5 separate regions of the Homo sapiens genome follow, and regions 1, 2, 4 and 5 are each linked to region 3. Evidence: chromatin loops called from intact Hi-C (ENCODE). Cell type or tissue: heart right ventricle. All regions are shown on one strand. Region 1 overlaps LINC03063 (long intergenic non-protein coding RNA 3063). Region 2 holds the start of LINC03063 (long intergenic non-protein coding RNA 3063). Region 3 overlaps CDC42EP3 (CDC42 effector protein 3). Region 4 has its middle 70 kb from the start of QPCT. Region 5 has its middle 78 kb from the start of PIRAT1.

Region 1 (5,000 bases), 74 kb after region 3:
GTGGTGGGGCTCACACAGAGTACAGCAGAGGTATTAAGTCCTCATCTAAGTTGAGTGTGTGCTTCCTGCTATGCACCTGGAGAGTCTGAACGCTAGTGCTGCAGTCTGAGGGCCTGAGCACAGATCCCTGAGCAGAACCACACATCATCAGCAGTACCCCTGAATGAAGAACAAAATCCCGAGAGTATGGAACGAAATCCTGCTGCCCTTCCCAGCATTTCTGGACCAGGTTTCCTGTATGATCCCAAGTGAAGAGTGAGGAAGAATAAGAAAGGCCCTCCTTGGATTTCTCAACCACCTGGTGGGTGGAAGGCTGAGTCAGAGACAATTGGCAAAAATCAAGGATGAGGCTTGTCCTATATTTCCAAGACTGTAGAACAAATGCAAACCAATTACAGGCATGTTCACTTTTTTGTTGCTGTTTTTTGAGACAGGGTCTCACTGTGTTGCCCAGGCTGGAGTGAAGTGGCACAATCATAGCTCACTGCAGCCTTAAACTCCTGGGCTCAAGTGATCCTCCTGCCTCAGCCTCCCAAAGTGCTAGAATTACACGCATGAGCCACTGTGACTAGCAGTACTTATTTTTAAAAAAGAGGAAAACTGCTGAGACCTTTTATCAGATACTTAAAGGTATCTATGACCTAAAAAGAGTTAAAAGCCTCCACTTCAGGAGATAGAGGGTGATTTTAGGTTGGGCTACCTGAGATGTGGATTCAGGGTTTGTGAGCAAGTGATTTATTAAGACTGCTTCTCAGGACTGCCATTCGACCCAGGAATCTCATTACTGAGTATACACCCAGAAGAATATAAAGCATTCCACCATAAAGACACATGCACAGAAATGTTCACTGCAGCACTCTTCACACTAGCAAAGACATGGAAGCAACCTAAATGCCAATCAATGACAGACTGGATAAAGAAAATGTGGTACATATACACGATGGAATATTATGCAGCCATAAAAAAGAACAAGATCATGTCTTCTGTGGGAATATGGATGGAGCTGGAACCTGTCATCCTTAGCAAACTAACACAGGAACAGAAAACCAAATACTGCATGTTCTCACTTACAAGCAGGAGCTAAATGATAAGAACACAAAGAAGGAAACAACAGAAACTGGAGTCTACCTGAGAGGGGAGGGTGGGAGGAGGGAGAGGAGCAGAAAAGATAACTATTGGGTACTGAGCTTAATATCTGAGTGATGAAATAGTATGTACAACAAACCCCTGTGACACCCATTTATCTATGTAACAAACTTTCACATGTACCCCCAAACCTAAAATAAAAATTTAAGTCAGGGAGGACAGCAGGAAGGGGAGGAAGCCAAACAAGGGTGTTGTTGCAGGCAAGTCCTACAGAGGGTAGTCTTGGCCTGATCCTGCAGGGGACCTCTGGAGTGTAAGTTATGCCTCCAATTTGTACCAGAGGCAAGAAAAGCAAGAGCACTGGGCTTTCATACCTACCTCACTTGTAGGCCATTCATCAAGGCCACAAGCGGGGTGGAGAGAATAAATGCCCAGGTGCTGTGGCTGGAGGGGCTCTCTGCACAGGCCCTGGCAACCTGAAAGCAGTTCTCGAAAGAGCTTCAGAAGCCGTGAGTTAGAAGCAAATGCACAGCAAAGGGGTATATGAGTGTACACGAAAATGGTAAAGAAAAAAAGATCACCCGGGCACAGTGGCTTATGTCTGTAATCCCAACACTTTGGGAGGCCGAGACAGGTGGATCACGAGGTCAGGAGTTCGAGACCAGCCTGACCAACATGGTGAAACTCCACCTCTACTAAAAATACAAAACTCATCCAGGAGTGGTGGCGCGTGCCTGTAATCCCAGCTACTCAGGAGGCTGAGGCAGGAGAATCACTCGAACCTAGGAGGCAGAGGTTGCAGTGAGCTGAGATGGCGCCACTGCACACCAGCCTAGGTGACAGAGGGAGACTCCACCTCAAAAAGAAAAAAGATCCTGGGAGGTCTGACTGGGAGCACCAACGTCATCCACTGCTCCTCTGAAAAGAGTTGTTCTTAAAAATGCAATTTCCACTGGGAGGCCGAGGTGGGTGGATCACGAGGTCAGGAGATCAAGACCATCCTGGCCAACATGTTGAAACCCTGTCTCTACTAAAAATACAAAAATTAGCTGGGCGTGGTGGCACATACCTGTAATCCCAGCTACTTGGGAGGCTGAGGCAGGAGAATCGCTTGAACCCGGGAGGCGAGGGTGTCGTGAGCCGAGATTGCACCACTGCACTCCAGCCTAGTAACAGATCAAGACTCCGTCTCAAAAAAAAAAAAAAAGCAACTGCAATTGCAACTGGAGAGCCAAGGACTTGGCACCCCAAGCATAGCCATGAGGACACTAAGGAAAGAGAAAATCTAGCAGAGAGCAGGGCCTAGAAGAGGGAGACAAAGTGTGTTAGGAAGAGAACACAAATCCAGCACAAATACATCTATTAGTCCAGTGGATGTGCTCCCAGTCCATCAGGAAAATGTCTCCTCACCAGACATCAGTTGTCCCTGTTTTGGGACGGAGTCTTGCTCTGTCACTAGGCTGGAGTGCAATGGCGTGATCTCGGCTCACTGCAACGTCTGTCTCCCGGGTTCAAGCAATTCCCCTGCCTCAGCATCCAGAGTAGCTGGGACCACAGGCACTTGCCACCACATCCAGCTAATTTTTGTATTTTTTGTAGAGTCAGTGTTTCACCATTTGTCCAGACTAGTCTCAAACTCCCAGGCTCAAATGACCCACTTGCACGTCACCTTCCCAAAGTGTTGGGATTGCAGGTGCGAGCCAATGCACCCAGCCCTATTTATTCTTTATTCACATTCCTCCTGTGTAGCATTTTCCCCACTTGCTTTATCCCCTCACTCAGAGCTTTCCCATCACTCAGAGCTTCTCGGTGTCTATTTATTTCTTCATTCGAGTCCCAGCCTCTGGTTATTTTTTACTGGGCCTTGCTCCCCTGTCTCCTCCTGCTCATAGCCCCTTCTCCAGCATCTCTCTCTTCCCGGGTCACCTCATCAGTATCTTTTTCTTCTATAACGTAGAGAAACATATTCCTTTTTGTTTCAGTCCTAGCCCAGTCAAGCTATGGTCAGTAGGTCTCATTTTCATAACCAAACATGCCCATATAAGGTGTGTTCTGAAGCAAAGGCAGTTCTCTTCCTGAGTCTGCAGTTGGTACTTCATGTGACTTCTCCCCTCCCCATTACATACAGCATATATAAATATATATGTAATATGTACACACACATACTCATGCATATGGAAACTGAGGCCCAGAGAGATGGCAACTTGCCTGAGGCTGCTTAACTGGCTAGTGACAGAACCATGACAAGAACTTAAATTCTTAACTCCTTTTTAAGTGTTCATTGCCTCTGAACACACTGCCTTCTGAGCGTTCAAGCATTTTATATCAATGGTAATAAACAAAAAATAGTTTAGTGGGAAAGGCAATTTAAGCTAAGTGCCAAATGCATTCCATAGATATATAATTTATTTTCTGAATCTATGGGGCTAAGGCACATAGTATAAATATGAGGAAACAGAAATTAGCATAAATCTTGAAATAAAGTTGCCTTTCCATTACATATGGTAACAGATGATTCTACAGGGCTAAAAGAGACTGTTTAGGGGGACTACTCATTTGAAAACCTTGTAGTATCAGTAAAAATACTTTCTGTGCTCAATATTTTCTTACTGATTTCATCACAAACATAAAATCATGAATCATAAAGCTGGAAGGAATTTCAGTTAGATCATCTGATTCACTTCTCCACCTTCAAACAGAAAGGGGTATCCTTATCCCCATTTCCAGAGGAATTAGGTAGTTGCCAGAAGTACTAGTATTGGCTTAAGGGCAACTTAGAGTCCTGTTTCTCTACTGCTTCATTTTCCAGAAGCCACATCTAACGTGGTCTTTTGCAAATTGCAAACCGCTTTTCACACATTTTACTTGTGATAATCCTCATAGCAACCTTATATGACAGGTCAATTATTACCTCATTTTTACAGGTGGGGAAATTAAAGCTTGGAGAGATTAAGTCACTTGCCTAAAAGCACCCCACTAGTATATGACGGTTAAGACTGAAATCCAAATCTTCCATCTCCAAATCCCATGCTCTCTCTTTACAATTCTATTCAGACTGTACTAGAGGAGGTGGTTTGTGTTGGCACACTGGTTTGGACGTTATAGACAATGAGAAAACATGGCTGAACTGTCAGTCACTGCAAGAGGGATCTTATTTTTATCTAATAGGAGGTCTTGGCTGGACAGGAACTGAGTCTCAAATACTTCCAGTGACTGGGTGGTAACTCCATGTCAGACGCTGTTCCAGGTGTCCAGGATAGATCAGTGACCAACACAGAAAGGTCTCTGGCCCCTGGAATTTACATTCTAGTGGATGAGACGGACGTGAAACAAATAATGAAATATAAAATATGTCAAGTGATGTTAAGTGCTATGGAAAAACTAAAACAGAATAGACGTGTGTGTGTGTGTGTGTGTGTGTGTGTGTGACAGAGTGTGTAAGGAGAATAGGAATTACATTTTATATATATGTAAGGTGTTTAGGAAATTTCATCAGATAAGGTCACATTTGAGAAGATCCCTAAAATAGGTGAAGGAGAAAATTTCATGGAGATCTGGGAAAACATATTCTGGATAGAGAAAAATCACAAATGCAAAGACACTAGAGTATGAGTTTAGTGAATCTGAGGAACAGGAAGAAGGCCAGTGTGTCTGGGAAGGTTTAGCCACCATGTACTTGCCTTCATTGAGCAAAAACATCCATAAGAGAAAAAACAAGTGCACGTCTTTGAAACATAAAAAATAACACAGGGTAAAAATGAGTGTTATAAAGAGGCATAAATCAAGTACTATGGGATTTCAGAGGAAGTAAAGGAGGCTTGGAATCCCAGAGAACCAGCACTTAATTCTCTATTCCAAGGTTTTCCTTTTTGTCTGAACTGTAAAATATACCATTTTCAAACTTATCTTATGTG
Region 2 (5,000 bases), 85 kb after region 3:
CCTCACTGTGTTCTTTGGGAAAATGATAGGAACTCTGATTTCTAAGAAATTCAAGTATGACCTTAGAACAAAACTCCCCTAAGCAGCTCAAATGTCTCCTATCTCTGTTACCCAAAATGTCTCTGTCTCTGATTCAGAAACAAAATGCTGATTTACACAATGCCCCATCTAACCCTTGTGTTGGTTTAACTTTAAGCTGAACCAGAACTTTCGTCTCTCACATTCACCCTGGGTTCCTCTGCTTCCTCATTTCCTGCCTCATCCAGATCCTGCTGTGCTGAATTGAATTAAGTGTAGAAAAAATACTGATTCAGCTTCATCTTCATGTGCCCAGATTCAGCTGCAGAAAAGGACAGAAACACTACTTGGTCCACAGCAATTTTTAAAATCATTCCATGTGAGTCATATACCAAAAAGAAATCAAATCATGGAGGCATCTGGTGTCCAGAAAAGCCCACTTTTTTCTATGGCCAGAGTCTAGAAGGTCGGGTGACTCGCCCAGGGGACACGTTGCTCTTCATAGAACATTGGAACAAGGCCCATATGTCTTCCAGGCCCTCTTGCTCAAAATTACCATGTGATCAAAACAAATCCTATCGTTGTCCCAGCAGGGTTCATTGGTCTTATGAATTTGGGGACAGACAGTGCCTGGGGGAGGAAAAGGAAGCAAAGTAGATGCTTCTTCCATTCCAAGATGAATCACATATGTACAATTAGACCCAGTTTAGTTTCACATTACCCTTTCCTGGAGGAAACTATGAATATGGGACCCCCACATATATTCACAGCCCACACTGAATGCTCTGTTCCCTAGAAAACCTATAATCTATACTATACGACTTGATATTTGGTTAAGACATTTTTGCAGGACGTGTGTATCTGGTTCCCAGGACTAAGCTATCCAGTCCTAGAGAGCCAAGGTCATTGTGTTATACTTCTTAGTACCCTTCAGAGCAATCGCACAGTGTGCAACATACATAGTAGGTACAAAATGTATTTCTCTGGATTGGCTGATGTTTTATTTAAAAAAATGGGAATATTGACTGGGCATAGTGGCTCACGCCTGTAATCCTAGCAGTTTGGGAGGCCAAGGTGGGCAGATCACCTGAGGTCAAGGGTTTGAGACCAGCCTGGCCAACATGGTAAAACCCATCTCTACTAAAAATACAAAAATTAACCAGGCATGGTGGCTCATGCCTGTAAGCCCAGCTACTTGGGAGGCTGAGGCAGGAGAATTGCTTGAACCTGGGAGGTGGAAGTTGCAGTGAGCCAAGATTGTGCCACTGTACCCTAGCCTGTTTGAAAGAGCAAGACTCCGTCAAAAAAAAAAAAAAAAAAGGAAAAAATCAGTCATCCCACCCATCCCCACTGGCTAGTGGCAGATGTGCCTGCTCCTTGGCTGCAACATGGATATGCTTCCCTCCCAAAAAGAAACCAGTATCTCTGCTGCTGTCATAGACTCAGACACCTGCAGGGACAGTTCCCACTCACTGCATTCCACAAACCACTTGGTCTATACATTTTTCTACTATCACCATCTTCTTCCCAAAGAATTCAGATTGTTTACAGAGATGAGAAGACACACTGATACTCACCTGATTTATTTAAAAATCTAATGGATAGTTCCTTCAAAAGTTAAACATAGAGTTACCATTTATACTGCAATTTCTCTTCCAGGCATATACCCAGGAGAATGGAAAAACATATGCTCACACAAAAACCTGTGCATGAATAATTGTAGCAGCATTACTCATAAGAGCCAAAAAGTAGAAACAAGCCCAATGTCCATCAGCTGATGAATGGATAAACAAAATAGGGTCTATCCATATGATGGAATATTATTTGGCCATAAAAAGGAATAAAATATTGATACACGTGACAACATGGATGAACCTCAAAAACATTATTCTATGTCAATTAAGCCAAACACAAAATACCAATATTAGATAATTCCATTTACATGAAACTCCAGAATAGGCAAACCCATAGAGATAGAAAGTAGATTCATGTTGCCAGGGTTTGGGGGAAAATGACTGTTAATGAGTACAGGCTTTCCTTTTGGGGTGATGGAAAGGATATTCTGGAAAGAGAGTGATGGTTGCACATATCTACGAAAATACTAAAAACCACTGAATTGTACATTTTAACAGATGAAGTTTATGGTATGTGAATTATATGCCAATTTTTAAAAATTGATTAAGAAATAAAATAGGACACAAAACTTAAAGAACATTAAAAACTACGTTGTGAATTAAAATGAATCCCAGGGCCAATGCTGGCCTGTTGATTTTAGTGTTGCCAGAGCTGGACTTGCCTTTCTTTCTCTTTGTTTCACTCACATTTGGAACTGCAAACATAGGCTTTTCTAAAACACATTGTGTGCCTTTGCAGCTCACATCCAATGCCCAAATCGGGTCCGTCACCCAGGCTATTGGGCCTACTCTCAAGTGGGTTTTGATCTGGCCCTAATTCTATAGACAGTGTGAGCCTCGGGGATCTGGCTTCACCATTTCCACATTGTGAGTGGTGATCGTTTCTGTCAAAAATAATCATCTGTCTTTCATTGTAGTGCAGATGATACCCAAATGTTACCCTCATCCATCAAACTGTCAGGTTAATTGTTTATAAAACATCCGGAGCTGGTTGTCACAGAACATCAGCAAACTCAGACCAAATAAAACAGAATGCTCTGGTTGGATACAACCCCTGTGTGAAGCAGAGCCCTGATGACATTTATGGGAAACAAAGATTCACAAACACCTTCCTTAATCCAACGACCATCAGAAACCTAGGGGTGATGTTACCGTCCTGAGACACTGAGCAAAACTGCCCTCGAATAGCTTAGTTTTTCTCTTCCTAGAATGTTTTTCGATCATTTGAAAACTACTTCCAGTCCTAAAAGACTGAAGACAGGTAAAGTTTATGGTATGTGAATTATATATCAATGTTGGCTTTAAATTCAGCTTTTAATTTGGCTTTGTTGGCTTTAAATTTCTGCCATGGTCCAGCATGAAGATGGACAATGCAGTTTCCCTGCCTGCCTTTGCTGCAATCATGACTCTCAGACAAATATAAAAAGAATACTCATATATTTTATTTAACTTACTAATTAATAAGGTAAACAGTAAGATGTTAGGACTCATTTTTTAAAAAAATTTTGAGAATCTGGGTATCTATTTAAAAAAAATAACTGGTCCATGTCTTACCAGGCAAGAAACTTTTCAGGGATGATTCTTCCATGAGACAGAAATTTTTTGCAGCTTCTTTTGGAAAAAATCCACAAGTTAATCTTGTCTGCATAGTTTTAAAATAGGCAACCCATGGAAAATTAAACCTAGTACTTCACTGAAGAACACTCAGGACTCTCTTTTGGCTGTTTTGAAGTTTCTAGTAACTTCCTGAGAGGCCACTGCTGCCAGAACTAGGAACCAACTCAGGGAGGCTTGTGGGAACTAAGTCTTTACCACCTAGTGCTAAAAAATAAACGGAACGGTTTTTCGAAAAATACACAAAATTATCCTCAAAGCAGACGTGCAAAGGCCACTATCTCCCTCCTTCCCACAGCCCTCGGACACTCTGTGATCCAATTTCTTTACCTTAAATGTAACCCACTGTTGTTTAATGGGAAGAAGAAAGAGGAAAACAAACCTGCTAAGAAAGTGGACCAGACAAATCCAACTCAAGAATCCCCGCCCTACAAGTGTGCAGAATGAAAATACTCAAAGAGGTCTTCAACTATTTGGATGCCATGACTTCTTGAAACAGACAAATGCAATTTTGAGAGTAGTTTGAATGATTTTAGAACCTAGCAGGAATATTTGTCATAAGATAAAAAAGGCATCAACTCATTTCCCCTCCTGCCACCTCCATTCCCTGCTCTCCACCAGAGCTCCTCAAAGCTCAGGAAAGGAAGGCAAACAACAAAAAGAAACAACAACAACAAAATCAAGTTTCTAAAATTCTATTATTTATGGAAGGTAAAACTAATGACACAGCATAGTTGGGGTTTCTTACAGAATCAGTGTGCATTGCATAAGACTATTTTAAATTATGTCCTGACATGGTGGCTCATACCTGTAATCCCAGCACTTTGGGAGGCCGAGGTGGCTGGATCACTTGAGGTCAGCAGTTCGAGAACAGCCCGGCCAACATAGTGAAACCCCATCTCTACTAAAAATACAAAAGTTAGCTGGTTGTGATGGCGCATGCCTGTAATCCCAGGTACTCAGGAGGCTGAGGCAGGAGAATCACTTGAACCCGGGAGGTGGAGGTTGCAGTGAGCTGAGATCGTACCACTGCACTCCAGCCTGGGTTACAAAGTGAGACTCTGTCTCAAAAAAATAAAAAAGACTTTTAAATTATAATGAAATTTTATAGCTGTTGAATTTCTATTTTATAAATATATCTACTCTAAAGTAAAATTGTTTCTCTATAACACCTACAGGTCATATGTATGATTGTTAGGTTTATTTGCTGCTTAGTCCTTGATCAGAAATGCAACTCCCAAATATAATATAGTAGGCCCCCTTACCCATAGTTTCAGTTACCTGAGGTCAATTGTGGTCCAAAAATATTAAACGGAAAATTCCAGAAATAAATAATTCATGAATTTTAAATGGCATGCTGCTGTGAGTAGCTTGATGAAATCTCCAGCCTTCCTGCTCCGTCCCACCAAGGATGTGAATCATCCCTTTGTTCAGGGGATCCGTGCTGTCTGCCTCCCCACCCATTAGTCACTTTGTAGCCATCTAGATTATCAGATCAACTGTCACTGTACTGCAGTGCTTGTCTTGAGGAACCCTTATTTTACTCAATAATGGCCCCAAAGCACAAGAGTGATTATGGTAGCATACTGTTATAATTGTTGTATTTTATTAGTTTTTCATCTCTGTGCCTAATTTATAAATTAAACTTTATCATAGGTAGGTATGTATAGGAAAAAAACATAGCATATACAGGGTTGGGTACTATCCATGTTTCAAGCATTCACAGGGGGTCTT
Region 3 (5,000 bases):
CGATTCCACCTGCCTGCACTTCCCTCCTCGCTCATGCCCTGGCCAGCAGCTCCTCCTGCATCCTCTCCCACCTGTTGAATTTTCTCACTTTCCTTTCCGACTACAAATGTTTCTCTTCTGAGATCTCTTCCCTTTTACAAAGTACAGATCCATGCTGCCTCTTTGGTGAAGGCCTGATCACAGAAGCAAAAAGTGATCTGTCCCATAGCCAGGGTCAGGGGAGACGTGGCTCAGGCCTTTTGTGAAGTCTTCATATACCCACACACTGCCATTGCAGATGCTGCTTTTAGACACATTTTCCTGATGTTTGTGTTATGATCAGTAACTCATAGTAGGCTTTTCAGGACCTAACAGCCATGTATAAAATTGGCTCTCCAGGAAAGCCTAATCTGAGCCCTGCATACACATTTATATATTTGTGATTTAAAAAAAAATAGCCAGTTCATTAACATGATTTGAAAATCCAAAATCATAAAAGGATAGTGAAATTTCTTTGCCACCCTGTTCCCCTTCCATCTACTTCCCCTCTCTGTGGACAGTCACTATTATTACTTGTGTGTTTCCAGAAATACTCTATAGATAAGCCAGTACAAATATAAATACACGCATTTGCACCTCTTTTTTTTTCCTTTGATGATGTACATCTTTGGGCTCTTCTCGGATGAGCATATTAAGCACTTCTTCATCCTTTGTTAGATCTGAGTAGTATTTATTTGGAAGGATACGCTTAACTGAACCAGTCCTCCATAGGTGGACAATTAGGTTGTTTCCAACTCTTGACTGTTATAAACTGTGCTGGTTTGAACAGCCTTGTTATTTCTCTGTGAGTTGGGTAAATCCCTATAAGTGCAATCTGAGGTCAGAGGGCATATGATTTGCAGTTTTGATAGATATTGCCCCACTGCCTCTACTGAGTTTGGACCTGTTCATACTTCAACTGTCAGTGTATGCAGGGCCTGTTTCCCATCCTCATCAGCCCAGCACATTGCCACACATTTGTGTTTTAAACAGGCTTTGGAATGCACCCCTTTCATAATTAGGGAGCAGACAGAATTCCCAGGGAGGGTGCTCATTAAATATCATGTCAAGACCTCAAAGCTCAGAGCCCAGCCATGTGGCTTCGTGCTTGGTAGCCATGCAGCCTTGGCAGAGTGGCTGGATATCAGTTCGTCAGTAGTGATCCATTTGTAAAATGAGGATAGTCACAGTAACAGCCTCATGGCTTCCTCAGCTAGTCCATGTCAAGGGTTGGAACAATGCTCGGTACATAGAGAAGCCCTCAACAAATACCGACTTGTATCAAGTGCTGCTGGTACCCAGGAGATGCTCATACCCTCTCCAGGAGCAGCCACTTCTTGCTAGGGAAGAAACTATCCCATTAGGTTTCTGCCTAAGTAAGTAATTGGCAAAGATTTTGAAAGAGCAGTGAGCCCAGGAAGCAGAAGGGGAAACTGATCAAGCTGCATGGACTTAGCCCAGAATGTTCAGAAAGGAGAGAGAAGGAAGTGGTCAGTTCGAGAAATTATGGGCATTGGATTATCAGCGTTGGATTGACTCTCCTGGGATCAATCATGGTTGCCCCTGAGCTGGGGAGGAAGAGAACAGATGCAATAGAAGGACTAGATCAGAGCTGCCAGATACTTTCCCAGCAGCACAAACGTCAACTTACCTAGAGTTGTAAAACTGACATTTTGCCCAAAATTCTTAACTTTCAGGGTATTTGGGAGCTGTTAGGATTGGCAATTCAGATTCAATTCAAATTATTTTTTTCTATAGTCCTAGAAGCCTATGCCCCATCATGCAGTAAATATGATGTAAATATTTGTAGAAAGAAAGCAAAATGCCTCTGAAGGTATCTTCTCCAGTATCTCCTACTCACCAGAATCTCACTACAGCTTAGGTAGCCTCCCCACCAACCCTTTTCTTGCCTTTTTCTTTGCTGCTTCCCTCCAACCTTTGCCTCCATGCCACCGACATGAAGCCCCACTTCAAGCAGGATGAGTGAGCCTCTGGTTGGAGGCCCCTGGTGCTGGTGCCTGTGGCTGGGCAAGGACTGACCAAAGGCTGGGGCTTGACGAGCATCTTGCTCCCTGGTGGGTGCCCAGCCCCCACCAGCCTACCGACTGGGCCCTCCCTCCCCTGCACCCTCAGCAGCACACACTTTCTCCCCCTTTGCTCTTCCTCCTCACTGTCCCAAATCCTTGTTTAATTCAAGGGTGTATGTGAATGATCCAGTCAGAGTGGCAGGGAACTGCTCTCTGGCTACATTTTCATGGGATTTTTTTTTTTTTTTTTTTTTTTTTTTTTTTTTTTTTGAGACAAGGCCTTGCTAGGCTGTAGTGCAGTGGTACAATCATAGCTCTCCGCAGCCTTGAATTCCTGGGCTCAACCAGTCCTCCCACCTCAGCCTCCCAAGTAGCTAAGACTGCAGGTGTGTGCTACCATTCTCAGCTAATTTTTTAAGAAAGTTTTTGTAGAGATGAGGTCCCATTATGTTGCCCAGGCTGGTTTCAAACTCCTGGACTCAGTCAGTCCTCCTGCTTCAGCCTCCTGAGTAGCTGGGACTACCGGCGGGTGCCCCCATGCCCAGCTAATTTTTTTTTCATAGAGACAGGGTCTTGCTATGTTGCCCAGGCTGACCTCAAACTCCAGGCCTTAAGTGATCGATTTTTTTTTTTTTTTTTAAATAATTGGAACCCCCTGCCCTGGGACCTGGCCTTGCATAACCCTGCCTCCATCAGCTGACCCCAGGCAGCCCTGGCATGCCCTTGAGTTGTGGTGGACACGCTGTATCTTTCCATGGCAGCTGCCTTCCTGGCCGTGTGTGCTGAGGACACCACTCCTGTGGGCAGCTGTTCCTCAGGCCACCCAGCTGCTCCTGCAGGCAGTCAGCCACACTGTGCCCAAAGGGCAGGGAGGCCACCTCTGAACAGCAGGGGGCCCGAGGCCAGGACTAGGCATTGTACACTCATACAGGAAGGAAGTTCTGATGTTTTAACAGGAAGAACATGGGCTTCAACTTTTGTTACCACAACAAGACCCAAATTAGAGCTAAAACTATGAGAACGAGTGTCAGGACCCACGATCATGTCATTGCTGGCAGCCCCATGGTCAGCCCACTCTGCATGAATGCAAACCTCCTCGTACTTTCTCTGCCTCCTCCCCATACCCAAAGCCCGAGTGGGGCTGGCTCTCTCTAGTGCATTGTTCTCAGCCTTCTCCGGCCTGGGTTGCTGGCCAGCATGCTGACACGCTGAGCTAGCTGCTTCCCAAATTGAGTTAGCTGTTACTGAGCCAGTGGGTGGTGGAGCACAGTTCTTGTCACCTGCCACTGGTAAATGAATTTAAAACTCTTGCTGAAAGGAAAGAAATATGGGGCAGATGCAGACAGCCTCCAGCTGCTACAAGCAAATGTGGCTCCCTTCAAAACACCAACTAACCCACCCAGCCCTTGGAGTATTTATTTGCAGGCTCTGCAGCCAGTGGGAGGAGCGCCTGAGGGAAGAGGTCATGGCAGAGCCATTTGGGAAGTTCCTGCAGTGGGAAAGGGTTTAGCTTCTCTGTGTCAGCATCAGAGGTGGAGGATTATTTTCAAGAGATAAGAGCATCTCATTGGCAAAAGAGCACATTACAACCCCAATGCCTTGTAGCTCATCCCTCCTAATCTTATCATATAGTATGTGCAGGGAGGATGTGTTGCTTTCTACACTGGTAACAAACGACCACAAACTTGAGGGCTTACAACATTTACCATTTCACAGGTTCTGTGGGTCAGGAATCTGGGCAGGGCTGAGTTCCAGCATCTCCCTGAGTTATGATTCAGTGTGGGTCAGGGTGGTGGTCTCATCAGAGGCTCAACTGGGGAAAAGATCTACTTCCAAGCTCCCCAACATTGTTGGCAGATTTCATTTCCATAGGCCCTTGCACAGTGTAACTGCTCACCTCTCCACAGCCAGCAAAGGGAGTCAGGGAGTCTTCTCCCTTGTCAGCTCAGATGAAATCTCCTATAATGTAACCTAATCAGGGACCTATTGCCTTTGCCACATTCCCTTGTTTAGAAGCCAGTCACAGGTTCTACTCACAAAGGCATTAACACCAGGAGGCAGATCATGGGGGCTCCCTTCGAATTCTGCCTACTGCATGGAGGATATAGCCTTATCAGTAATGTTTCAGAAGTGTTCCCAAGTGAAGGCCCAGCCTGTAATAGAGATTCACAATGTTTTCTCTTTGAAGTGAAGCAGTTTTGTTCATTTCCTCCCATCTCAGAATGACTTCAAATCCTGACATCCTCGACAGCCCAATACTTTGCCACAACCTGATTACAACTCTAGCTCTCTTATTTACTGGCTATATGTTATTGAGAAAAGGTAACTTTCTAGGGGAAGGGCTTATCCTGAATCTCCGTTTTCTTATCTGTAAGAATGTATTCCACTAACATTTTTAGGACAGTAGCATATAATAGTTATTGTCACTTATTAAATAATTCCAGCACCTTTCCTTTAGGACTGTTCATTTTATTGCATTAACTTATGTACATATGGAACTCAACAATGAAATATTAGTGTTGCTAGTATGCACATCAAAGCAAAAGGAAAATGTATTTTAAAACAAATCCAGTTGTATTTAAGGAGCTGAAATCACTGATCCTATGCTTACAGCAATTCTTAGAGGAAAATGACTAAAACCATAGACATGTCCAGAAGATGTGCCCATGGCTATGTCTAAAAAGTACTGGTGTCATAGATATGGGGTTTTTAGGTCTTTCTCTTTCCTGTTTTCTCTAAGATGAAAATTTTTATCCACTTACTGGAGGGAAACAATAAGTTCAGCATTAGTTGAAACTGGCCCTGCCATTATTTACAGGCTCTTGTGAAAAGGGAGGCCCTAGGGCACCCAAAAGGGTCTTTAGCTTATAACCTGCTTTGGTTTCTTCTGCAGGTTTGTCCTGGTTGTGGTCAAGACTGGATGATGTAACTGGCTCTCTAGGAAGCCTCACTTGG
Region 4 (5,000 bases), 230 kb after region 3:
ATTCTATTAGGTTGGTACAAAATTAATTGCAGTCTTTGCCATTACTTTTAATCAACTATCAACTATCAACTCACTGTCCAATATTTTTTTAGCCTAGGTTACAATAAGAAATCAGCAAAACTGTTGACTGCCACTGAAGCACATACCTGTGTGCTCACAAGCCCGTCAGAAAACAGAAAAAGAAAAAGAAAAAAAAAAAACAAAGGAAGAAAGAAGGAAGGGAGAGAGGGAAAGACTTAAAGCCTGGTTTTCTCATTCATCATTTATAGCAGTGGTCCCCAACCTTTTCGGCCCCAGGGACTGGTTTTATAGAAGACAATTTTTCCACAAAGGGAGGGTGGGTATGGTTTTGGGATGAAACTGTTCCATCTCAGATCATCAGGCATTGGATTCTCATACAGAGCACACAATCTAGGTCCCTCGCATGCGCAGTTCACGATAAGGTTCCCCCTCCTGTGAGAATCTAATGCCGCCACTGATTTGACAGGAAGTGGAGCTCAGGTGGTAATCCTCACTCACCTGCCACTCACCTCCTGCTGTGTGGCCCAGTTCCTAACAGGCCACAGATCAGTATCAGTTCATGGTCCAAGGATTGGAGGCCCCTGATTTATAGTATGTCATTTGGATAGCAATGCTGCGAAGAGTTCCCCTCCACCTCCCAGAACCACCCTCTCCACTCTATCAAATCACATTCTATTACATTCATTCATCCATAATTTCCAAGGATTTCAACTAGCTGGTCTGGTGCCTCACTCTCTTCTGGAGAGGTAACTGTGCCATCCTTCCATGTCGTTCAGCACTGTGTATTGCACAAAGGGACTCCTGGGGACAGTGTCTTAACCCACAGCAGGAGAAGGCCTCCACTGCCATGCCAAGCTTTGAAGTCCTGGATCATTGCAAGGGTGAAGTCTCCAAGAAAAGGAAGCTGCTGATGGTCAGAAGAATAGAGTGGGGTGTGAATAAGTATAAAGGTTGCATGAGTGACAACTGTGAGCCTCTCTTGAAGACCAGTGTCTAAGCGATAGAAATCTGGACTAGAGGGGAAAAAAAAAAAAGCAAACCCATACATCCATACAAGCACAGGAAAAGATTGTAAGATCATTCAGCTTTGTGTTCCAACACTGTCATGGAGCTAAGCAAAGATGGAAGAAAGGACCTCAAAGCACCTCTCCCCTCCAGGAAGGGATGGCTGCCACCCGGTGTTGACAGAGCTGACTAGGGAGTTCCAAAGCCAGGAAGACTCAAAGAGGGTTGCAGAGTGTTTTTGTTCAAGCTGCTCCATCCACTTCAGCTTATTCTACCCAGCGTCCAGAGATAGGCCATATCCAATCAGCCCATGATCTAAGCCAGGTTTAAGGTGGCCGCAGCCCACAAGGGCCCAGTGGTAGCAGAATCCGCCACGCAGCAACCTTCCACTGTTTCCTCTGTGCTGAGATCCCCTTATCCCCTTGACTCAGCCCCACCAATGAGCCCCCACCTTTCCTCTTTCTTTCTTGTAGCCTCTAGCAGACACTGCGCCTGCAAGATAAAGAAGGGAAACGCTCTTGACCAGGAGAAGGGACACCTAGTCTAAGCTTCTTCCCTAATCAGCTGAGAACCAGAACAAATTCCTTAACTACTCTGACCTCTATCAAATGGCTCCTCATCTGTCAAGTTGGGATAAAAACCAGGAAGCAGAATACTTAACTGGTTAAGTGAGCAGCTCTGGGGCCAGAGAAACTTGAGTCTAAATGGCAGCTCAGCTGCTTCCTAGGTGGGTAAACTTGGATAAGTTTCTCGACCTCCCTATGCTTCAATTTCCTCTTCTTGCAAAATGAGGGTAACAAAACTGTTGTGTCCATGAATTGAGACAGTGTACAGGAGGGTTAAATGTGATAAGAGAACCTAAAGGCATTAGCATGGTACCTGGTGCGAAGTGAAATCACAATAAATGTTAACCATTTGCACTGCCATCATCACTGTCCTCTACCAAAGTGACAAAACAGTGTTGACATCTCCCTGAAAGGAATCAGGCGCTACGCATATTATTATCCTTAACACATGGCATCTGGTTTGTCAGTTCCTTCAGCCTGTTTCACTAGATGTGACTACGGGCAAGTGTAGATTTTTTTCACTTTGGAGAATTAATAGGATCTGAGAAACTGACATTTTCGCCCTCAATTCTCAATGAATTTAGAACAAAAGAAACCTGCAAAGCTCAGATAAACGTGAAAGAAAAATCACCAAGCACTGCTCTAACTTCTTTGAATCTTGTGCATCTCCTAGTGGTGATCTTTCAGAATAACTCTGAAAGCCCATTCAGAGTTACTGACCCAGTAAGGAAGAAACTGTGGAGAAGTTATTCAGACTTCTACGGTAGTCCGGGCCCAACGCACCAAGACATTTCACTATTAAAGGGACAGAGAGTAAGTCTCACTTCTCTCCAAAGAAGTCTCAGGGAAATTGAGGGCCAGGGAACTTTTTTTTTTTTTTTTTTTTTGGCAGAGTCACTTTATTGCCCAGGCTGGAGTGCAATGGCACGATCTCAGCTCACTGCAGCCTCCACCTCCTGGGTTAGAGCAATTCTCATGCCTCAGCTTCCCAAGTAGCTGGGACTACAGGCGTGTACCACCATGCCTGGCTATTTTTTGTATTTTTAGTAAAGATGGGGTTTTGCCATGTTGGCCAAGCTTTTCTCAAATTCCTGGCCTCAAGTGATCCACCTACCTTGGCCTCCCAAAGTGCTGGGATTATACATGTGAGCCACCACACCTGGCCAAGAGCCAGCAAACTCTTACCTCCAGCCTTCTGAGTACAAGAGCCACAAGACATGTTTTGCGTGCCCCCCCCCAAAAAAAATTGCAAGAAAACATCATTAACTAGCAAATCTCTAGTTTTGCTAGTTTTCCCTTTTGCTGTCTCCTGCCCTAATCCACCCCATCTCCAGCCCCAAGACAAAGCAGCAGCCGACAGGGCTGTATCTACCCCACACCGCCCCAAACCCGGGGACTCCTTGGCCTTTTAAGTGTGTCCCACAAGGTACCAAAGCCTGCAGAATAAAATGAGGGCCACGCGAAGGACCTGGACTGTGGAATCAGCCAGACCCTGCCACTCCCTGACTGTGACCTTGGGAAAGTCGTTTCATATTTCTAAGCCTCGGGATTCTCCTCCAAAATGGAGATGCTATCCACTTTGTAGGGCAGTTGTAAAGAATGCACAACAATAGTCACAGAAGTGCCTAACTGTGTGTCAGGCACATAACAGGCCCTCAGCCTATATGTTCCATCCCCAGACCTCTTCCCAGGCTTGCTCAGAGCCCTGTGAGACATTAACTCTGAAAGAGCTAAGAGACTAGCCTACAACATGGGGCCCCCTGCAAGTGGTATTTCCTAAGAGGGCACTGTCTCTAAACAAAGATCCATATAGTGCCTTCCGGTCTCTATCCCATCCACACTGCATAAAGATGTCCTTGGCAGTGTTAGCAATTTTGTTTGATAGCAACGATAGCTAAGTGATTATATAAATTACCATAAACTCACAAGATAGACTATTATGCAGCCATTGAAATGTTTATAAAGAACTTGCTATAACATGGAAAGTGTTTATGCTATAACAGAGTTCAAAAAGCAGAGGAAAAACCTGCACATACACTATAATGACAACTTTGTTAACTATGCGAAGACAGGATCCTGGCAAGAAATATAAGACGCTATTAACTGTAGAATTCTCTAGGTGGTAATACTTGGATAAAATTTTTTCTATGTATTTTAAATTTTCAAAAATTTCTCTAATTGCCATATATTAATTTCATAGTCAAAAATAAGAAAATAAAATGTGTTGGGGTTTTCAATTCCTTGCTGAATTACCAGGACCAATGATTTGAAGCAAGAGGGATTGGGCAGATCTAGTAAACCATAATGGCTATGTGTTTGTTTGTTTGTTTGTTTGTTTAATTTTATTTTATTTTAGATTCGGGGGTACCTGTGCCTGTTTATTACATGGGTATATTGCATCTGGTAGAGATTGGGCTTCTAATGTACCCATTACCCAAATAGCAAACATTGTACCCAATAGGTAGTTTTTCAACCCTTTTAATGGCTATTTGAGTGGAAAAAATTTATACCAACAACTTATTGGAGAATACGACGTGCCCGGAAAGCACAAGTATTCAAAAGTGATCCACTGGTAACTGTGCAAGGAATAAAACTTATGTTATTTCTCTACAATAATTTAATTTCTAATTCAAATTACTTCCTAATTATGCCAGATGGTAGAAACTAGATCTTTGTCAATTCACGGTCCCTTCACACCTTTTCTTTCAAATGTCATCTAAACTACAGGAAGCTTACGTAGTGACAAAGCAGTGTTTGAAGGTAGAGGAGGGGTGCAGAGGCAGGGACAGGGGCGGCATCTGCTCTTAGCTGGCCTCACACAGCCCAGCTGGTGTCCCTGAGATACCCCATTCACGTCCAACAGGAGTCATTGATCCACACAGACAGTGTCACAGCTGGTCCTCCAACCACAAGGTCAACTGTGCTTTGCAGCTCGCTCGCTCTCAGATGGAACCAGAAAACCACAAGCTCTGTACCCAGTGGAACACAAGCCTAAAACTCTTTTTTTTTTCTCCACTTACTGCCTTTATCCATGTTTTATCCCTTGATGACACCTTAGGCACATTCTTCAGCTTTTCCATCTCTTTGAGATATTAAAAAGTTTAATCTAGTTTAGTATAAAACGTCAACCTTTATGTCCAATTCAAGATCTTTCCTTTGACCCAGCTCAGGCCTAATCCCTGACCCAAAGGACCTATCCTACAAGGGATCCCAAGGGCAGGAGTATCATCCACTCCCTTTGCCTCCCTGCATCCCTGCTTTGCCTCTCCACGGTGCGGAAGGAGGAGAGGTGGAGGTTTGTTTTGCTCAGCTCTCCCAGCTGCTTTGGCTGGCTGTGCTTTCCTGGAAGCAAGTATCTCCAAGCTGCCTCCCTTGGCAGGGCACAGGCTCCTACATGTGAGACATCCC
Region 5 (5,000 bases), 150 kb before region 3:
TGCAGAATCCGCTCTCAAAAAATACTTTTTTGAAGGGAAGTGGCCCATGGAGGTACAAAAGAAATGTAAGATCTGGTCCCTGCCCATAAGAACTTTGTCATCTAGGAGTAGAAGGAAAATATATATAGAACAATTTTATATGGAGATACACACAGACACACACACACACACACACACACACACACATACACACAAATAGATATTTGGGAAATATATATGGAATAGGACAGCATTATATTCAATAGCCAAGTATCCTAATACAGTAAAGTATCCTTTGTTAGATAAATAAAATTAGAGGCCAGGAGCGGTGGCTCACACCTGTAATCCCAGCACTTTGGGAGGCCAAGGTGGGTGGATCACCTGAGATCAGGAGTTTGAGACTAGCCTGGCCAATGTGGCGAAACCCCGTCTCTACTAAAAATACAAAAATTAGCTGGGCATGGTGGCAGTGCTTGTAATCCCAGCTACTCAGGAGGCTGAGGCAGGAGAATCGCTTGAACCCAGGAGGCGGAGGTTGCAGTGAGCCAAGATTGCACCATTGCACTCCAGCCTGGATGACAAGAACACAACTCCAGCTCCAAAAAAAAAAAAAATAAAATAAATAAAAATAAAAAAAATAGAGATTATTACATTATCAATAGCCTTTTTTCTTCCCTAATGAGATATCTTGGCCTATATGAATTCACTTTCATTTCCATGTTTCTTTTGAGCAGTTCCAAGATTTAGCTTCTAATAGGGAATGTAGTAGTTAGGTTTGTTAGGGTTGTAAGCATAGCAGGGTAAACTGAGGCTTTTTTCCCCCTTGCCACCTTTCTGTACCTCTGTAGTTATAGAAAAAAATAGAGGATATAGAAAAAATATTTGTAAAAACCTACTGTTTAGGGAGAAGCAATCTAAGCATGGCACCTTGTATGTTCACCTTTTAAAAGAAACCTTTGTAATGGCACAATGTCAGGGCCATAGGTTCTCATGAGAAACAGCTATGTTATGTTACTAGAAGTATAAAAAATTGAACCCAACTGGGAGTCTTTGAAGATAAACAAATCCCTAAGGTGAGGTGTGTTTAATTTCAGGAATTTGGGAGAAGAAATCTCAGTTAAGAGAAGAAGTTCCCATACCTTTTCCCCATTGAGAAGCCTAGACCCCTCTTCTCCCTCTCCTCCCAGGAGTCTGCAGTCAGTGGGGAGGAAAGCCAGAGGCATCCTGAGAATGCCTGACACAGCCAAAACTGCCCAATCACTAGAAGAATCTTAGGGCCTGGAGTCAAATTATTTTTATAGGAAGGAAAATGTTCCCTGGAAAAAAATGGGGAAAGTAGAGGCATTAAAATGGCAAAGGGGGACATGGGGAAAAAGGCAGAGGGTGGAAGGAGGGGAAGAGAAAGAAGGGTGGGTGAAGAAGAAAGGGCATGTCCTCAAGGAACACCCTAAAGGGCCTGGGCAGTGAGGTCTCACCTTTTGTGCATTGTAAAGGAAAGAGGAACTAGAGTGGGCCCACAATGCTTGATTTCCTCTCTTTGGTTGGGTAAGCTTTGAGAACAAGACAGAAGCCCTTCAGTGAAAACTGGCTTCACTCTTCCTCCAAACACTGGGTGCTCTTTGTTTGAGGAAGCAGGGAAAAGAAAGATGGAAGGGAGGAAGGATAATTCTGGTCCCCCATGGTCAGTAGGCAGGCATGGGTCAGTTTCTTCAAGGGTGCTGAGATGGTGTAAAACAGACTGGGGGAAGAATAATTGGAAGGCATACCTGGAATCAATAGCTCCAAACCATCAAGTCAAAAATGCATGAAATGTTTGGGTGGAGAAACAGGCACAGACAGGGTGCCTCTTCAAGTCGGCATTATCTGTTACAGAACAAACTGAATATATAGGCATCATTTTAACACTGCATAGCCAAAGAGTCCCAGAAAAGTTTCTGGTAAGCAGGAAACGGTGAATGGAAATCAATCATCACTAACTCGATATGCATAAAATATTACTATAGTCTCATTGTTTAATATTCTGCCTTTACTGACTTTAATGAATATAATCTTATTTGCCATGAATTTTATAGATTTATGCGTGACCTCAGCTTTCCTAATCCAATTTTTCTCATAAGGTTTACATATTCCTCAATGAGAAATTCTTCCAAGATAAAAGTTTTCACAAAATCTCCACAGTTGGTCATGAACAAAATATTATTATGGCCAAGTGGTGGAGCACTGCCATTAGCTGACAAATAAGTTAGAGGTGTGGCAGATATTTTGAGAGGATAATAATAATGGCCCTTATTTATTGATTACTACTTACAGCCTCTGTGCTCTACAGTCTCTCATTTAATCTTTCCAACAACACGGTGAGGTGTTGTTATCCCCACTTTGCAGATGTGAAATCTGAGACAAGGAAAGTGTGAGTGAGTTGCTCAAAGTTTCATTAACTAATAAGTAGCAGAGAGGGGGTTTGAACCTAAACCCCTCTGAATCTGAAGCGTGTATGTGCCGCCGGAAGGTGGGGCGGTGGAGAGAGCTTGTGATGGGCCTGGAGGGATGGGTGGGAATTTTATGTGGAAAGTCAAAGAGGAGAAATTCAAACTGGGCCTGAGAGGGAGGAGTAAGGGCAAGGAGGGAGAGCTGGGGAGGCCAACCTCCTTGGGACAAGGTTCACTCCAGAACCCAGCTAAATCTGAAGATGGAAACTGAGTGAGGGCCAAATGAGGGAGCCCTGGAACCACAGGCTGAGGAGTTTCCACATGATTCATCACCGCAAAGGGTGTTCTTGGGATTTCTAGTCTTCGTTTGAATGATGCAAGCAGTTCATCTCATTTAAGAATCCTTTAGGCCATTTTAAACGTGATTGTTTTTAGCAACAATGATTTTGGCAGGAAGTGAAGAGGCTGAAGTGTAGAGGGAGGGAGGAATAGGGATAGAGAGAGTATGGTGGTTCAGTAGGCTAAAGGAAAATATTTTGAGAAAAGTAATCACTCATGTAAACTGATTTTCCTAATTTAATTTCCCTGGGACAATGTCAGGCCCTGCAAATACAGGGAGAGGAGCAAGGGAAGAACAAATGGATTCTTTCACTTCTGCAGAAGCCTTCAGCTTGGATTCAGTTGAGAGGTACATGGTGGCTGATTTTTGCAATCAAGCTGAGGAGTTTTCATCTTAAGCTTGGACCTTCATAGCTGATCATGGCAGCTGACTTCTGTTTCCAAATCAACTATCCTCGCTCTGGGGAGGTGAGCTCTTGGAGTGGACTGCTGGTTGTGAGTCCTGTTTCAGGAGACCATTTAGTCAGGGCAGCGGAAACTGGTGGATTTTATTCAGGGCCTCTGTGCCAGACACCTATTTATGTTATGTCATTTGGTTCCCCCAATAATCTTGTAAAATTACGATTCCTCTGCAACAGCTGTTGAAACAGGCTCAGCACAAGCACCAAAGAGTACAGAGCTAGAAAGCAGAGGAAAAAGGATTTGAACCTGACTCTTTCTAACTCCAAGGTCAGCGCTCTTTCTTCCCTATCACTGTAGACTGCAGGTTAAAACAAACAACCAAACAAATTAAGCACAGGAGACAGGGAGAGGGAGAAGGAGGAAATACCATGATTAGATTCTAAGGAGAACAAAAGAAAAAAAAATCGAAGAAGTTTGCCTAGTTTAGATGCAAGGTTAGGTTAAGACCTGTAACTTTTGGCCCCCAGTGGAGTGGTCAACATTGAGCTGGGGGCTGACAAATGTTCTGCTCTCCTCCAGAATTTGACTCTTCTAAAAGAAATCTCTCCACACCCCATCTTTCTCTCTCTCTCTGTCTCTCCTTCCCAGAAAGAAATGAACCTGAAGCACCCCTCATGATGATGTGAGCATGCTGGATTGCTGCAAGGGCCTTAATCCCTGGGAGATTTATATCTGTGACTTCACTATGAAAACAAAACTATCTTCCCCGCCCTGTCAGGGTGCAACAATTAGAAAAGAATGTGAGGTTTACTTTTGACGAAGCATGTGGTTCATAATAGAGCCTCTTTTACCAATGGGATGATTTGTAGCTAAAATATAAAAACCATGGGCTGAAAAGGAAAAGAATAAAGAAAACATAACAGAATTCCTATTACCCCTCTCAGAACAGGGAAACAAAGGGTAAGCTTTGACAATGAACTATAATACATTTTTGAATATTTTGTTCTGCATTAAGATGCAGTATTTTTTTCTGCATTAAGACTGTAAGTCATTGTGCACTTGGAAGTTGGTTTTCTATTAATTTACATAGGATGGACCTACTTTCCCTGTAATTATAAAAACATCTCAAGACATGCATGACAGGTGTTCAGAGAATGCCACTGATTTCTGAGCCACTGTAGATAATTACACATTAATATGGATGGTATGAGGACTTGATCTGATCCCATTCTACACCTGTGAGGATAATGGGACTTCCACCCCTTAGGTCACGTGGGCATAATGACTTCAGGTAGTCTTAAGGCAATACAGTCTTAAGCCAATGAGGGTCATAGCAGTAACAAGCTAGAAACTCTGAACAGTTAGGTAGTCTGGAGGCAGTAGGGCTCAGGGTAATAGTCAAGGCCCAGGCAAGATGCAGACTCAAACAGTCTGAGGTTGTCATGATCAGAGATATCAGAAAAGACTGAAGACAGTCATAGAACCAAGGAGAGCTCCATGGGAGCTAGCAGAATTTTCAAAACCTACTACTATCTGCTCCTTAACATGGTAGGGGCCGTGTTTTGCACCCTACTCCGTTCCCCAATATCTGCCATAGATCCTTACCCTAGAGCCATGCACATCAGGGGTTGGTTGAACACCTGAAGTCTTTGATCATCATTTACACTCCTGGGCATCAAGTCTATGCTACCAAAAGAAATCCCAATGGGAAAAAGCCATCTCCTAGCTTTTTGAGTAGCAAAATTATCTAGGAGCTCATAACCTTTCCATTTCCATAGCTGAAATCTGCCTGACATTCTCCACTTGGAGTTGAAGTCCAGTTTGATTGAGGTGGGGTAAGTGCTTCATTTTCTA

What was found. A loop is a pair of places that touch in the nucleus more often than their neighbours do. Peaks named below come from ENCODE experiments on the same cell type or tissue, not always from the same donor. Only the 100,000 strongest peaks of a DNase experiment are listed, where the experiment ranks them.
Region 1: it touches region 3 in a loop (2.0-fold over the local background); 19 of 110 quality-filtered maps call a loop at or near these places.
Region 2: it touches region 3 in a loop (1.9-fold over the local background); 9 of 110 quality-filtered maps call a loop at or near these places.
Region 4: it touches region 3 in a loop (2.8-fold over the local background); 22 of 110 quality-filtered maps call a loop at or near these places.
Region 5: a loop joins it to region 3, with 2.8 times the contacts of the local background. A loop is called at or near these places in 4 of 110 quality-filtered maps.

What each region holds. Positions count from the first base shown.
Region 1 is chr2:37,572,341-37,577,340 of GRCh38, reverse strand. All of the region lies in intron 1 of LINC03063 (long intergenic non-protein coding RNA 3063), which reads right to left. Among named protein-coding and RNA genes, the nearest start is that of LINC03063, 12 kb to the right of the region's middle. RefSeq lists an enhancer at 2,840-3,029. In heart right ventricle, no CTCF peak of the experiment used is centred here; no DNase peak of the experiment used is centred here.
Region 2 is chr2:37,562,167-37,567,166 of GRCh38, reverse strand. LINC03063 (long intergenic non-protein coding RNA 3063) reads right to left here and starts at 4,681. Exons shown (of 2, transcript NR_187223.1): 1 at 4,548-4,681. RefSeq lists a cis regulatory region at 4,538-4,896. In heart right ventricle, no CTCF peak of the experiment used is centred here; no DNase peak of the experiment used is centred here.
Region 3 is chr2:37,646,761-37,651,760 of GRCh38, reverse strand. It overlaps CDC42EP3 (CDC42 effector protein 3), which reads left to right. Exons shown (of 2, transcript NM_006449.5): 2 at 4,939-5,000. Among named protein-coding and RNA genes, the nearest start is that of CDC42EP3, 22 kb to the left of the region's middle. In heart right ventricle, a CTCF peak has its summit at 2,923 (motif pointing right); DNase peaks (open chromatin) are centred at 2,910 and 3,190; H3K4me3 peaks cover 529 bases; H3K27ac peaks cover 5,000 bases.
Region 4 is chr2:37,411,867-37,416,866 of GRCh38, reverse strand. No RefSeq gene overlaps it. Among named protein-coding and RNA genes, the nearest start is that of QPCT, 70 kb to the right of the region's middle. RefSeq lists an enhancer at 1-140. In heart right ventricle, CTCF peaks have their summits at 1,208 (motif pointing left), 2,060 and 2,261; no DNase peak of the experiment used is centred here; H3K4me3 peaks cover 384 bases; H3K27ac peaks cover 1,443 bases.
Region 5 is chr2:37,795,011-37,800,010 of GRCh38, reverse strand. No RefSeq gene overlaps it. Among named protein-coding and RNA genes, the nearest start is that of PIRAT1, 78 kb to the left of the region's middle. In heart right ventricle, no CTCF peak of the experiment used is centred here; no DNase peak of the experiment used is centred here; H3K27ac peaks cover 1,419 bases.